2 separate regions of the Homo sapiens genome follow, and region 1 is linked to region 2. The links are chromatin contacts, found by Hi-C in ENCODE. All regions are on one chromosome and are shown on one strand. The core of a region is the stretch at or near the end of the contact, and the rest is flanking DNA. Distances in the headings are between cores, read along the strand shown.

Region 1 (6,650 bases), core at 1,503-4,002, 800 kb before region 2:
ACCCTTAAGAATATCATACATAGTGCTGGCCTAAAAAGGAATATAATGGGAAGTGCATGCTAGGGATGACAAGTCAGATTTGGTAATTACAGTTAACAGTAACGTCTGTTCATCCACTATTGACGCATTGAAGTATTTCCATGGGATATGTAAGGGAGTCATGTATAGCTGTGCCCCATAAATTCAATAAAGAATGAACACTCTTATGGTTTGGTAACTGAGAAGTTAGCTGGGGGCAATGGTGAAATTCTTTCTTCCTGAAAAATGGAAACTATGAAAGGGGAGAAAAGTGAAAGACATTACAAAAGGGAACAAGAGCAACATGACTGGGAGTACAGAAGTATAGAAAAAAGGAAAAAAGAAATAGACATAAAGTAGACGAGATGGACAACTAAGGGTTAGGAGAAACACATTTTAAAAATGTATTAAATCCAAATTATAAAAAATGGTACAATGATCATTGTAAATTGTTAAATTTATATCAGTGGGGCATTACAAATATGGAACAGTTTTTTAAAATGTTTTCAATGGAATTTATCCCTCACATGACATAAAAACATTTAATTGTATCTTCCTTTAGGCATAAATGTTGAAAGAAGTTCGTTTTTTAAATCTGTTAAATTTTTTAAGTACATACGTGCACACAGATGAACTTGGTGTTAGAAGTGCTGCAAGCTGTTTATTAAAACTTAGAGTGCTGTCAGATTCCCCTGATATTTTCAGATGTTTGTTTACCAGCAGTAGCTTCAGAAGCAAGAAGAAAACCGGATCATTTATAATTGTATTTGGCTTAGATAAATAAAAGGTGTTTGGCTAAAGGTTCTTCCTAATTGAAGTCACTTTAAAATTCAATAAAAAGAACTGGCTAAAGAAGCAAACCCTAGGTATACAATAGTTTGTAATCATGAAACCAGCCTAGATTCAAACCCTTTCCTGAAAGAAAAATAGAGAAATATTTGTTGCCCTGGGGATGTTGGTGTATCTAGAAACAGAATAAGCAACAGATAATAATAATTTGAAGTTTTATTTATTCATTTTTCACTTTCTTCCAAAATCTTGCTTGGGTCAATATTAGAAATAAGAAAAGGGCCATTTTGAAATATAAACAAAAATATAAGTGTTTAGCTCTCTCAAATATCTTAACAATTATGAAATTATTAAAATGTTTAAGAAAATAATTCTAAGATAAACTTGATTTACTTGTATTAAAACAAAAATTAGAGACAAAATTGTGGACTTCCTTTTAGGTAGTTTTAAAGCATTACTTTAAATAGTTTCAATTAAGTGTAAATAAGGTGAATTTAATAGTCTGACAAAGAAATAAAGCCTGGATGCTCTTAGTTCAATTCATTAGTGATGGCAAGGTATATAAAGTAAAATTGCTTAGAGAAAGAAAAAAATCAAATGGGATAATACTTCAAAAAAATAGAGACTGATCACCAAAAGTCTAATGAAGGTTTGTGAATCATGTTTTTCAAATGGCCATTTGAGTAGCGTGACTCATGCAATATCCTCCCTCCTTGGCCTCTTTCCACAGTCAGCCAAAAATTAGTGATGAAAATCATATGAGAAGGAAATGTATCAAGTGGTTTTAAATCCTGACATAGAAACATGGTTTGCATCACCATGAATGCCGAACTCTAAAACTGCAGGTATCTTGATTAGGTTGAGAGAGAAGTTTAAAAATCACAAGTGATACTTTAATGGTTTCACTCCAATGAAGTGGAAAGGAGCTATCTTTTAACATTTTTCTTAACATCTTTATTTTTTGCCTGCCTGATTTTATTTATTCCTTGATCTGTGAGCTCTGATATGTGAAGTGTATTTCTATGGTTCTAAGGTAACTTTTAAGCTTGATGATTTTCACCATTGTGGATCAATAATATAATTTATCCTATTTCTCCCACTGTGGCAATACTGAAATAAAAATGTAAAACCAGTTTATCTGTTTTCTAATGCCTGGTTTACTCTTCTGAATTCTATAAATCATTCTGTTTTTCATATATACACATACATATGCATACACTATATGTATACATATAAATTTACTATATATGTATATATACCTACAAATATATATGCCTACAAGTATCCATATATACCTCCTATATATGTATATAAACCTACTATATATGCCTACAAATATATATATACTCTCTCTACACACACATACATGCACCTACACAGAAATCTGCAGGAAAATGACACTTTCACATATTCAAAGGGATCCCAAAAGAGTTCAAAAGCCAAGATTGGAAGCACCAACCCATGGAAAGATGTATTTAAAATCACAAAATACTTCTGTGGACACTGAGAAAAACCAAGCCACACAAACGTTTACATATGAGCGTGATTAGAAGGTGGGCAGACTGCCTTAATCAACTTTATATAAACTCTTGACATAAAAGTGAAAAAATGAAACATAAATGATATATTTTCTTAGCTCAACCGTTAAAAAGCCAATTACCTACTCGTGAACGTTTGCCACATACAATAATACTTTGAAGACACTTCATGATCAGAAGTGAGAAACTCTAGGCATTTGCATCCAACCGTCATTTTATCTGTGAAACTGCTAGTAAAACATAAACCTGAAAGGCATTACTCCCAGCTCTAAGGCGACATCGCTGTCATTAAAGAAAACCTGTGCCTGAGTTGGCTGAGTACCTTCTTGCAGAGTCCTCTGTCCTCGCGGAGTGGGAGGGTCACACTGGGAGAGACTAATAAGGGCAGAGATGCGTCCCCCTTCCCCACTCGCAGGGAGCTCACTCCTCGGCGGTGCCGCAGCCCTGTCCGGACTCCACTGCGCCTCTGAGGGGCTCAAATACGAATTCAAGGTAAGCTGCGCGGCTTTGCGACCGGCTCTGCACTTGCCCTCTCACACATGCCCGGGCTATGTCATCTGCTCGTGTTCCTAGTTATCTGTGTGCATCTGCTTTTCAAGAAAATGTAAAAACTGTGCTACACATGGAAATATGTTTAGGTGGATAAATAATGCACACCTGCATACGTTTCCATAGGGGCCTTAAGGATGGGACCAAAAACGTTTGGCAGGAGACGGCCACTCTCATGTGGTACATACCATGTAGTTCGTGTTCCTATGTTCACATGATGCAGGCTTCATGCGTTACACCTAAGTTCTAGGTGGTTTTTCTGGCTATGTGTGTCTGTGAAGCGGAACTATGGAGCACTGCTGATGCGGGTAGGGACAGACATCAAATACATTACAAAAAAAATGGGGGGTTAAAGGAGTAAAACAAACTCACTATCAATTCATGCCGTTAGAGCGCTTTTTTTTTTTTTTTTTGACGGTGTTAGCCCTGGAAGCGAGGCAGCCAGTTAAGCGGCGTAAGCTAAGAGACGCGGGGTTCCGGTGCGGTGCCCTCCGGCCCGGGGTTACCTACTCCACATGTGGGTGTTTTTCCCAAGTGCGGCTTCTGGGGGGCGGCGCGGGCGCGGGCGGGGATTCCCGGACTCCAGCCCCACCACGTTCCGGAGCGTCCGGCCCTGTTCCTTAATTACCCTGCAGCATGCGCAGCGCGGTCGGCCACAGCGCCGCCGCCGTCCCCGCAGTCCTCCCTGCAGCCACCGCCGCCGCCGCCGGAACGTCCCAGTCGCGGCGCGAGGAAGACGCGGCCCCAGCCTCTGCCGCCTCCGCTGTCAGAGTCCCGAGGCCACCGCCGAGAGCGCGCCGGCGCCGCAGCCACAGCGGCCGAGAACCAGGAGGCGGCGCCGGGCGGCCCAGCTAGGGCGCTGCAGGGTCGCGAGGAAGTTTGTTGGCCCGGAACCAAGCACGCCGTCGGGCACGCTAGCTCCCCGAGAGCAGGCGGGCGCGTAAGCGAACCCCCTTAGAGGTTACGGAGGGAGCGGGAAGCCGGCAAGAGGGTGGGCAGAGGAGCTGGGGGACAGGCGGGTGCCACAGGAGCCCCCGAGGAGCTTCATTTGATGAGAAGGTGAAGAGGCAGAGGGGACCAGCGTGCCTTGTCAGCCTCAGGGGACAGTGGGCTGGAGAGCAAAAAGAGGAGGGCCCAGAATGCTGATAATAAGTAGTTTTAATAGAACAATCCGTGAATAGAGGCAAGAGAGTGATCATCGGCCACAGCTTGAGATTGGGAGATGGAAGAGTAAGGGAAATAAATTGCGCCACCTCCCTCAATCCCCAATTCCAAGACGACTCAGTCCCATCTTCTGCTTGGATAAGTCTGAGGAGGATTAAGATGTGAGGATAATCACTCTGCTGTAGGGGAATTTACATCTGCCTGTTAATGGAGGAGATGAAACAAACGCACACCAGTATCTATTTTCAACCACCACCCCTCCCCAAAAAGGAGAGAACACCAATGCCTCCCCCTCTGCCCGAATCAAACACTGCTATAATTCTTTAGGAGACTAAAGGGAAAAAAAAAAAAGAAAGAAAAGAGCCCCTGCTCGTATGTGGGGTCTTGGCATCTCCTTGTTTTTGAGTGGTGGGAAACTTGCAGGACCCTCTCTAAGTAGAGAGATCTTTGATATGGGCCTGCAAAGCTGAGATATTTAGGTATTCCAGTGGTGAAAAACATGCATAAATGCCCCTTCCTGAGGAGGGCTGACAGGGTTTTTGTGTAGGAATATCTCTTCAGGATGAAAAAGAGGAGGGTGACCCCCAGAGGCAGAAAATTTATGCTCTCTCTAGGGGATAGAAAGTGGAGAAAGTAACTGTCAGGTGCTTCCGTTAGGTTTTGTCCTACCTGAGCTCTCTAAGTGCTAAGGGACCTAAATGGGGTTTCCTGGGAAAGGAGGGAGACAGTATGGCAAAAGAGCAGGAAAGTGAACCTGAAACTGAAATGGACAGGACTAAGAAAGAGCAAAAAGGTGAAAGAAACCCAAATGTGATTATTACCACAATTGGGACATCATCTCTATATCTGAATCATTCTCATCCTAGAAAACCATCCAAAACAGATGGGAACTGTTGGTATTTTCCAAAAATGGAAAATTTCCATCTACTTTCTGGTCCTCCAGTTTAATCTCTCCTGCTGCAATTTTAGTTTATTTTCTCCAGCAGGCAGAAATGCCAATGTGGGTACACAGAGTCAATGGTTCTAGAGGCGGAAGAAGATATGAAGTTAGAAACCATGGTAGTGTGACTAAGAGGCATCACAAATGAAAATTCAATTGAAGTATGAAAAATAAACTGAAATGCAAGGAAGTAGGGCTATAGATATGCTAATATATAACCCTGAAAAGATGCTGGAAAAAAAAAAAACCCAGAATGAATAGGACCAGAATTGAGTCATCTGAGGCAGGCCACATTGAGGATGTACATCTTAAACAGGCAGAGAATAACTAGCTTAGCAGAAGAGATCCAGCAGGGAGGGCATTCCAGCCAGAAGAAATTGCATGTGTGAAGGCTTAGAGGTAGGAGCAAACAGTCATGTGCCTGGTAAGACAGAAAATCCAAGCGGGGTGAAATCTGAGATGAGTAGAGCAGATAGCACCTGCCAAGGAGAGATTGGAAAGGACTGGCTAAGAAGCAATAGGCTTTTTAGGGTGTTATTTTGTAAGCCAATAATAAAATAATCAGGTGAGCAAGTTGCATATTAAATTCGATAGAAATATGATGTATGCAGAGTGGACTATTAGGCCTCTCTTATCTATGCATACGTTATGAAGCACAAAGGATTTCTGACCTCCTCTTTTTAAGAGAAATCAAAAGTAATTGTGAAATTTTAAGATTATTAGATCAGAAAACCAGTAGAGCCCTTCAAATTGAAAAAAAATGGGAAAAAGGATGAATTTGAAAATACGGCCATATATTATATATTAATTTAAGATGATATTGGATCATTGATATAGATATATCTGTGGAACACAACAGAGCAAGAGAATTGTAATCAGAAAAAAATGTAGGTCAGTTGTGATGGTTGAAATTGAGAATGGTACCGGAAAAGTTGATGGAAACAAATCATAGTTCAGAGAAGTGAGTCGGTAAAACAGACAAGTTGATGAGAATGGAGAGAATAGGTTAAGTGTGCTCAAAGGGAATCCCAGGTTTGAGACCCTCTGGAATGTAGACACTAGTTTGGAAGTAACAGAAGTAATAACAAAACTGAGGAAATGTAATAGAGTTGGACATATTTCAAAGTAGTACAAACATTAGGAACTAGGGAGTATGCTTTCTGTGGAGGCAGAGAGCAACTTCAATAGTACTATTTTTTTGTCCCACTAAGTAACTGAAATTATGTTCACTGAGCTTTCTTTTAGTAATTTTTACTCTATTTCTCCATCATTCTTTTCTTTATGCCCATCATTCTACAGATGTTAAGCCCATACCTGTCTATATTACTTAATGGTTCCCAACCTTTGATTTGTTTATTTTTAGTCCAAGTGTATTGCCTTAGACTGTATCATTCTACAGATTGATCCCATGAATACCTACTAAATGTCAAGTTTAAAGAAGACACAGATAAATAAAATACAATCTGTTTTCTCCAAGATGTTCAATATAGGGAAGAGAAAGAATGCAAAGGAGTTATAGCAGTGCAGTATAAAGTGTGCAGAAGCATAAGTGGGTATTGAGCTCTGTTGAATCACAGGACAGTGAGTAGTGAACTCTCCCTGGTATGATTCTCACAGACTTCACAGAGGACATGGCATTTGAGCTACACGTT
Region 2 (7,319 bases), core at 1,126-3,625:
ACTCCTAGGCTCAATTTTTTGATAATTTCTTTATTAAAAAATAAATTCAGCCACTCCAAAATGAAATGAGCTGTGTTATACAGCATTTTGAAGAGAATATGAAAACAAGAATGGAAAGAAAATATGCCATGTTTTATATTACATCTCAAAAATATTTTGGATACATTGAGTTAAATCAAATGTATTAGTAAAATGTATTTTATGTTTCTTTTTCTGTTTTTAAATGTGGCTACTGCATTATTTAAAGTTATACGTGTGGCACGCAAGTATTTGTACTGGACATTGCTGTGACCCTTCAATCCATCCTGAAGGTTGTTTTTTGGTGGTAAACCTGTATTCTGTTTTTCTGAGTCCTCACAGTGCTGAACAGAATTTTTGTAGGGAGGAGAGGTACTCAAAAAATGGTGTTTGTTTACTGGTTACTGCAGGACTAACTTTCCCAAAAGATCCTTTTTATTATGCTATTATCCTACTTGAAGAATCTACAGGTTTTCTTTTTCTTTTTTTGGGGGGGGGGTGGGTGGGGAAGGAGTTTTGCTCTTGTTGCCCAGGCTGGAGTGCAATGGCCTGATCTCCGCTCACTGCAACCTCTGCCTCCCGGGTTCAAGCGATTCTCCTGCCTCAGTCTCCTGAGTAGCTGGGATTAAACAGGCATGCGCCACTACACCCGGCTAATTTTGTATTATCAGTAGAGACAGGGTTTCTCCATGTTGGTCAGGATGGTCTCGAACTCCCCACCTCAGGTGATCCGCCTGCCTCGGCCTCCCAAAGTGCTGGGATTACAGGCGTGAGCCACTGTGCCTGGCAAAAATCTACAGGTTTTCTACTGTCAATTTGCATCAAGGCCAGACTACTTTGTCTGGCTTCCCAAGTCTTCCATAACCCTATCATAGTTTACTTATGCAGCCTTATCTCAAAAGTAGTACCTTTTGTTCCAGTCTGTTTTCCAAGGTACTTCAGGTCTTCATGCTTTTGTGCAAGCTGCTCTTTCTTAATATCTCCCTCCCCAGTCCCCATCTAAATCCAGCGTATCTTCAGGACAAGGCTCGTAAGTTCTACCTCCCACATAATGTTTTTTTCTGTTCATTGGAACTCACCAATATCTCCCTAGTAGTTATTTGTCAGAGCTATGTAGTATAAGCTCTAATTTGTTTAATTACTGAGCATCTTCATTGCCATATCCATTCAATTTAATTCCAGAAACATTTTTGAGCCCCTGTGCCAAGAACAGGGCTAGGTAGCAATGAGGGTCACTTTTATGCAGGGACAGGGGCTAGAAATTGGCCTTACTAAGAAGTGTAAGACCGACTCTTGCTCATTGCCTTTCTTAGCATCTGCTTCATCGCAGGCAAGGACTGTGTTTATTTGGCTTGCATAAGCCCCATATTAGAACTTCCTCATAATATACAACATGCCAAATCATCGAAACTGCGTCACCCGGAGTTCAAACTTCATGAGCCTGGATTAGGGTCTGGGTTCCAATGAAAAGTGTTTTCTTTAGTTCTCTTTCTCTTGCATTAAGGATCACTATTTACACAGCTTCTTGTTAAAGTATCACCGCCTAGTACTTGGGTTCCTGGTCACACTTTCCCCCTTATGGAAGGGCTTACTGCCAGGTCTTTCAGACTCTGGAGCCAGACTGCTTTGGATTTAAATCTCAACTCCTCCACTAGTAGTTCTGTAATCTGGTCAGGTTACTTAACTCCTCTATGCCTCACTTTCCTCCCCTGTGTAATGAGGATAACAATATCATAAGGTTGGGGAAAGGGTTAAATGAGCTAACAGTTCGTTTAACAGAGTAATCACTCAATGAAATGTTATCCCCTAATACATGTCACTACTAGATTATTTCTCGCCCTTAAAATGTAAGAGACCGTTTTTCCTCTTTTCTTCCATCCGTGTCTCCAGCTTCTAAACTGCAGGCGAATAAACCTCGAATGAGTAAATGAACCCACCCAGTCGCTAGTTATTTCTGCATTTCCAATGTTGTGCCAGCAAGAGCAAAGGCAAATGGGCAAGTCAAAGTAGGCTTCTTGTAAAAGGTCTTCCATTACTGGGTTTTACTAGAGGCCCTTGCGGACCATCACATCTCAAAAGGGGGGAAAGCTCGTATGAGGCAGTGCCAGCTACCTTTCGGGAATCACCTTGGGCAGAAGGCCTTTTTGCAAAAAGACTCGGCAGCCCGGGCCCCGTAGGTTCGGCGCATGCGCAGCGCGCTCGGCGCCCGGGTTCCTTCCTCCGCGCCACCCGGAAGCCTCGGCGCGACCCAGTCCCCCTCCCCCTCCCCTCGCCGGCTAGGGTGGTGCGTGCCGGCAGGCCGGTCAAGGAGGCGGGACACGTCGGCGCTACCACCGCCACCGCCGCCGCCGCCCCTCCTCCCGTTCCAGCTGCCGCTGCCGCTTCCTGGGCTGAGTCCGCCCGCGGTCCCGGCGGCGCCAGGTGCGTTCACTCTGCCCGGCTCCAGCCAGCGTCCGCCGCCGCCGTAGCTGCCCCAGGCTCCCCGCCCCGCTGCCGAGATGGCGACGCGCTCCTGTCGGGAGAAGGCTCAGAAGCTGAACGAGCAGCACCAGCTCATCCTATCCAAGCTTCTGAGGGAGGAGGACAACAAGTACTGCGCCGACTGCGAGGCCAAAGGTAGCTTGGACGTCGTCGCTGCCCACGGTCGGGGCCTCTTGCGACCGGTGACCTTCCCGCCGCTGCGGCGCTCGGGGCCCGAGCGGACGCCTCGGCTTCGCTGGCCGGCTCCTGCCCTGACTGGAGGGCGGGTGGCTGAGCGGGCGGGCGCGGGGCTCCTGTCGACCCTCAAGTCCGCCAGAGGCGGCGGCGAGGTCAGGCCCGCAGGCCCTGTCAGTGGCCCCAGCCTCCCCTCCTCCCAGACACGGGTTTGAGCAGGTGCCAGGGTAGCGATGCTCGGACCCTCCACAGGGCTGGGGGTAGGAGCGAGGCTGGGAGCGCGGAACCGGGCACGGGTCTGGGCAGAGCTTAGGGTTAGAGAGTTGCCCTCCTAGCTCTGCTCATAGCTATCTCTGTGGGTGGGGCCGCGCTTAGGTCTGGATCCCCTCCTCTACCCTCCGGTGTGACCACGTCCTCCCACTCCGGGCTCGGATTCTTGGTCTCCTAGATGGAGCCCTACCTGCCTGCCCACCTGACAGCTTTTGTACAAGGCTTTTATCTCTGCTTCCTGAAAAAGAGTATGGTGGTCTTTTTCGGTGGGTTTGAGTTTTACGGAATAAATTAATTGGAGAAAGGTCTTTATTAGTAGTAGTATTGTTTTTTAGTCTGGTTATTAGCCAGAATGAAGAGGAATTTCATTACATGAGTCTCTTGGAGGACGGTGGGTTTGTATTTCTGAAGATTTTAGTAATTAGGTTTTCTCTGACCAGCTAGTTTGGGAGAATATGTGGACACTGATTTGTGTACCTCATAAATGCTGAAGGTTCATTTTAAAGATCTAGAGATGGAAAAAACCTAATTTTAGTTTTTTCGGTTGGAGGGCTTCTGCCTCAGCCTTTGAAACAGATATACTATTTTTAGCTGCTATGTTTTGTGTTTGGAGATCTGATTTATGTTTAATGTCTTGTAAGTAATCTCAAGGGAAATATTTCTTTTTTTTTTAAAGAAATGTCTTGTGTAGTTAAGAAAAGATCGTGTATATTTTTAATTGGTTTATTTCGTTATTGGGTGAGAAATAGGGTAGTTCTCTAAAGCAGGAGACAGTCTCTTTGGGGAATGTCCTTTAAGATTTCTGTGTTATTTGACTTAGACTTTTCCTGAAGCTTTACTGTTCTATCTCAATACTATATAAATGAGTCACATTTCAGTAGGCTGATAATATTTGACTAGACTGAGCCACACAGCATCAGCAGGTTACTTCACTGTCGTAACAGGTACTGAATTACTAGAAGAATCATGCGGGAATACTGTAACTAGATTATTTTTATGAAGCACTTTTCAATATAGTAACTTGATTGAGTCAAGATTATATTTATCCTATGTAACCTTTTCAGGTGATGAGTTTTTACAAAGTCCGTGCCTGGTTCTTGTAATACTTGTTTTCCTAGTAACTTGATTGTGTGTGGTTATTTGGGAGTTCTGCACTGTGTTTAGGCTCAGTTGCTTGCTCATTGACTGCACTAGCAAAACACTGAAAAATGGTCCTTTAAAAGGCCAAGAAGAAGAAAGAAGCTGAAGCTAAATAGTACACATTTTGTCATTTTGAGTAATAACATGGTTAAGTAGAGATGCTGGTAAATATTAAATCTGTTCATTAAAAGTCGAATAGTAACAGTTTCAGAATTAACCTTCCTTCATCTACAGACTTTATTAAAAATAATTTAATTTTTGTTCAAATTTCTGTCTCCAAAAAAGTACTTTATAAAATCAGATTTTCACTAATGCTTTCTAAAATAATACAGATTTTTAAAAGCCATTATTAACCATGTTAACTTTTTTTTTTTTTATTTACTCTTTTGAGGTGGGGAGAAGAGAATCATGTACTTCTTAAATTAGGATCAAAAGTTTTACTTCTTTGGACCTGAAGAATAGGAAGTATTCGTTTTGCTCAGTGTTTGTATTGCCACGGAAATCAGTAGATATATATTGAATGAATGTCTTTTGTATTTTGGTTTTGTCTGGCCTTTTGTTGGTTTACTTGTTTTGAGAAGTGAAGGAAGTGGGAGAGAAGAGAATGGTATCAAGAGTACAAGGGTGCAGCTTGAAGGGCATGAACTCCACAGTATAATTTACAAGGATTATTTTTTTCTTGTTGCTACTAAATCTAGAAGAATATTAAAATGATCTTGTAAATAATTTCATTGTTTTATCTTGATCTTTCAGGCAAAAAATCACAGGTAAGGCCACTTATTGATTTAATTAGACTTGATTTCATGGTTGTAATAATTGAAAAATTCGACATGATAGAGCAATTGATGTAAATATATTTTCACAGTTTTTGAGTATTTGGTAAGGTTGAAGTACATTATGGAGGCTTTTTTAGTAGAATTCTTGGCTTGTTACATGATTTTGGATCTATATGCTAGGATGACATAATAAATATAGTACTTTTAAAAGATATGTTAAAGGTCTTACTCTACAGCTCAGTTACTAAGAAGTTTCATTCTGTGTATGTATTGATGTTTTCTTCACTGTCTAGTAAATTGCATCAAACTTTTCATGTACTGTATTTCAAAGTTATTTCCTAGTTAACTCAATTTTCTTTCTTTCAAAGAAGCTTCTTCCACTGATCTTTGAGAATATGTACCAAAACTAAAGCTTAGGATTTGAGGTGCCTGTATTATCTTGCCTTATCATAGTTGGTAGAGGTATGTCAATTGGGTTTTGACATTTTCTTACTGAATCACCAGCTGTGTTTCCTGGATTGACAGTATTTAGGAAGCAACGAAGGAGAAAAGGATGGCATAGGCGCCAGTTTCCTGCTCTTGATCCTGCTCTTACCAAATCTGTTGAACAACTGGAGAATTTAAGAACAGGCAGATGGAACTACTCCTCCTCTCTCCTAGCTGCATTCATGACTCAGTGGGAGTTTAAAGCAGCTCTTGTTGGTTATTAGTTGGTGGCACTTTAGGGAGCAGTGAGGACTGGGAATGCCTTGCCAGCTTCAAGTTTAGTTTTCAGTATTTAAAGTGTTATCTACAGGTAATTCTAGCTTTGATTTTTGTTTTTTTTTTTCACTTCTCTATTCTTTCACATGCTCTGAATAGGGCATCTTGTGTTGGACATCAGGAGTAGCCTGAACTTGGCTGAGTAGGGCTCCTAGAAAACATCGCTGGGCTTGGCAGGTACCACATTGACATGTCCCATGCTTGTTAATGTATATTTCTGAGATTTTAAAAGTGCATTCAAGACCAGCCTGGCCAACATAGTGAAACCCCGTCTCCACTAAAAATACAAAAACCATTAGCCAGGCATGGTGGCAGGCACCTGTAATCCCTACGTGGGAGGCGGAGGCAAGAGAATTGCTTGAACCTGGGAGGCGGAGAGGCGGAGGTTGCAGTGAGCCGAGATCGCGCCACTGTACTCCAGCCTGGGTGACAGAACAAGACTCCGTCTCAGGGAAAAACAAAAACAAAAACAAAACATATAGATAAAATTCACATTGAGCGGTTTCTTCCCACTATCCCCTCTCCCCAGCCCTTGGCAGACACTATTGCATGTTCTATCTCTGTAGGTTTGGCTGTTCTGGATATTTAATATAATACAACATATGAACTTTTGTTTCTGACTTTGACTTCATATGTTTTCAAAGTTCATTCATTTTGTAGCATGTGTCGGTACCTCACTCCTTTTATGGCTGAATAATATTCCATTGTATGGATAGACCACAATTTATCCGTCTATTGATGAACATTTGGTCTGTTTCCATCTTTTGCTAGGTTTGATTTTGAGCATGTTTAAATTGGTATGAAAGTGAGTCTCTTGCCCATTCAATTTTGGGTAGTCAGAAACATAAGGTTTTTTAACTCTAGAGATTGTTTTGTTTAGCCTGTCTGATATTGAGAGGGTAAGCTCATTGCTGAGATCAAACACTCGTTTCTTTGTTCCGCAGATCTTGACTTGAAGACACACTGTTAGATATTGTATTAGGTAAGAGAGCTAAAAAAATTTGTAAGACCTAAAGGAGTTTGTTTAGTGTGGGTTGTGTTTTTGCAAATAAATGATTCTAAAACGATGTGCTAAGTGCTTGTAATAATGGTTTTAAGAAATAACTACCTCTATACTTATTTTGGGCTGTTGTTCCCCTTGCACCTTGACTTTTGCCCATTGGTGGTCTTTACAGTTCCTAGAATGCTGTTTCAAGACCTTTGCACGTGCTGTTCTTCTGCCTGGGAAGCTTTCTAACAAGTTTTTGCCTGCTCAGCTTTTGCTCATCTTTCAATTCCTGCTTAAATGTCTTTTCAAGGGAAATAATTCTCCTTGATCCTCTGAGATTAGGTTAGGCTTCCGTTTATACATAAAAGACAACACCCTGAATCTTTTATTGCACTTATCACAATTGTAATTAAACATTATTTAGGTAATTATGGGGTACACTGTATCCCTGCTGGATTATAGCTGTAAGAGAGGAGACCTTGTTTATCTTGGTTAGGGTAGTATCCCCAGTTTTCAGGACATGTGGTAGGCAAATGTAACTTAGCAAATATTTTTTGAATGAATGAATGTGTGAATGAATGAGCACAGAGCCCCTGGCAGGCAGCAGGGTGTGTGAAAGGGAGTGCACCTGTGAAAGGGAGTGGCATGTGGAGTGACCCTGTTGGGACCAGTCACAGAAGGAGTCTTCATTTGAGCTAGGTTCTGAAGGT

Evidence for each region. A loop is a pair of places that touch in the nucleus more often than their neighbours do. Pooled maps may share reads with other maps.
Region 1: a map of naive thymus-derived CD4-positive, alpha-beta T cell shows a loop between it and region 2 (5-fold over the local background). The contact joins the promoter of COL19A1 here to the promoter of SMAP1 in region 2. A Hi-C loop is called at or near these places in 1 of 168 maps with a recorded cell type or tissue (naive thymus-derived CD4-positive, alpha-beta T cell), 1 of 37 single-sample maps with no recorded cell type and 9 of 50 pooled maps.

Annotation. Positions count from the first base shown.
Region 1 is chr6:69,863,804-69,870,453 of GRCh38, forward strand. It overlaps COL19A1 (collagen type XIX alpha 1 chain), which reads left to right and starts at 2,753. Exons shown (of 51, transcript NM_001858.6): 1 at 2,753-2,837. RefSeq lists silencers at 3,391-3,440, 3,661-3,710, 3,721-3,790.
Region 2 is chr6:70,665,508-70,672,826 of GRCh38, forward strand. SMAP1 (small ArfGAP 1) reads left to right here and starts at 2,376. Exons shown (of 11, transcript NM_001044305.3): 1 at 2,376-2,634. The coding sequence starts at 2,517. RefSeq lists silencers at 2,158-2,557, 2,708-2,937, 3,058-3,117.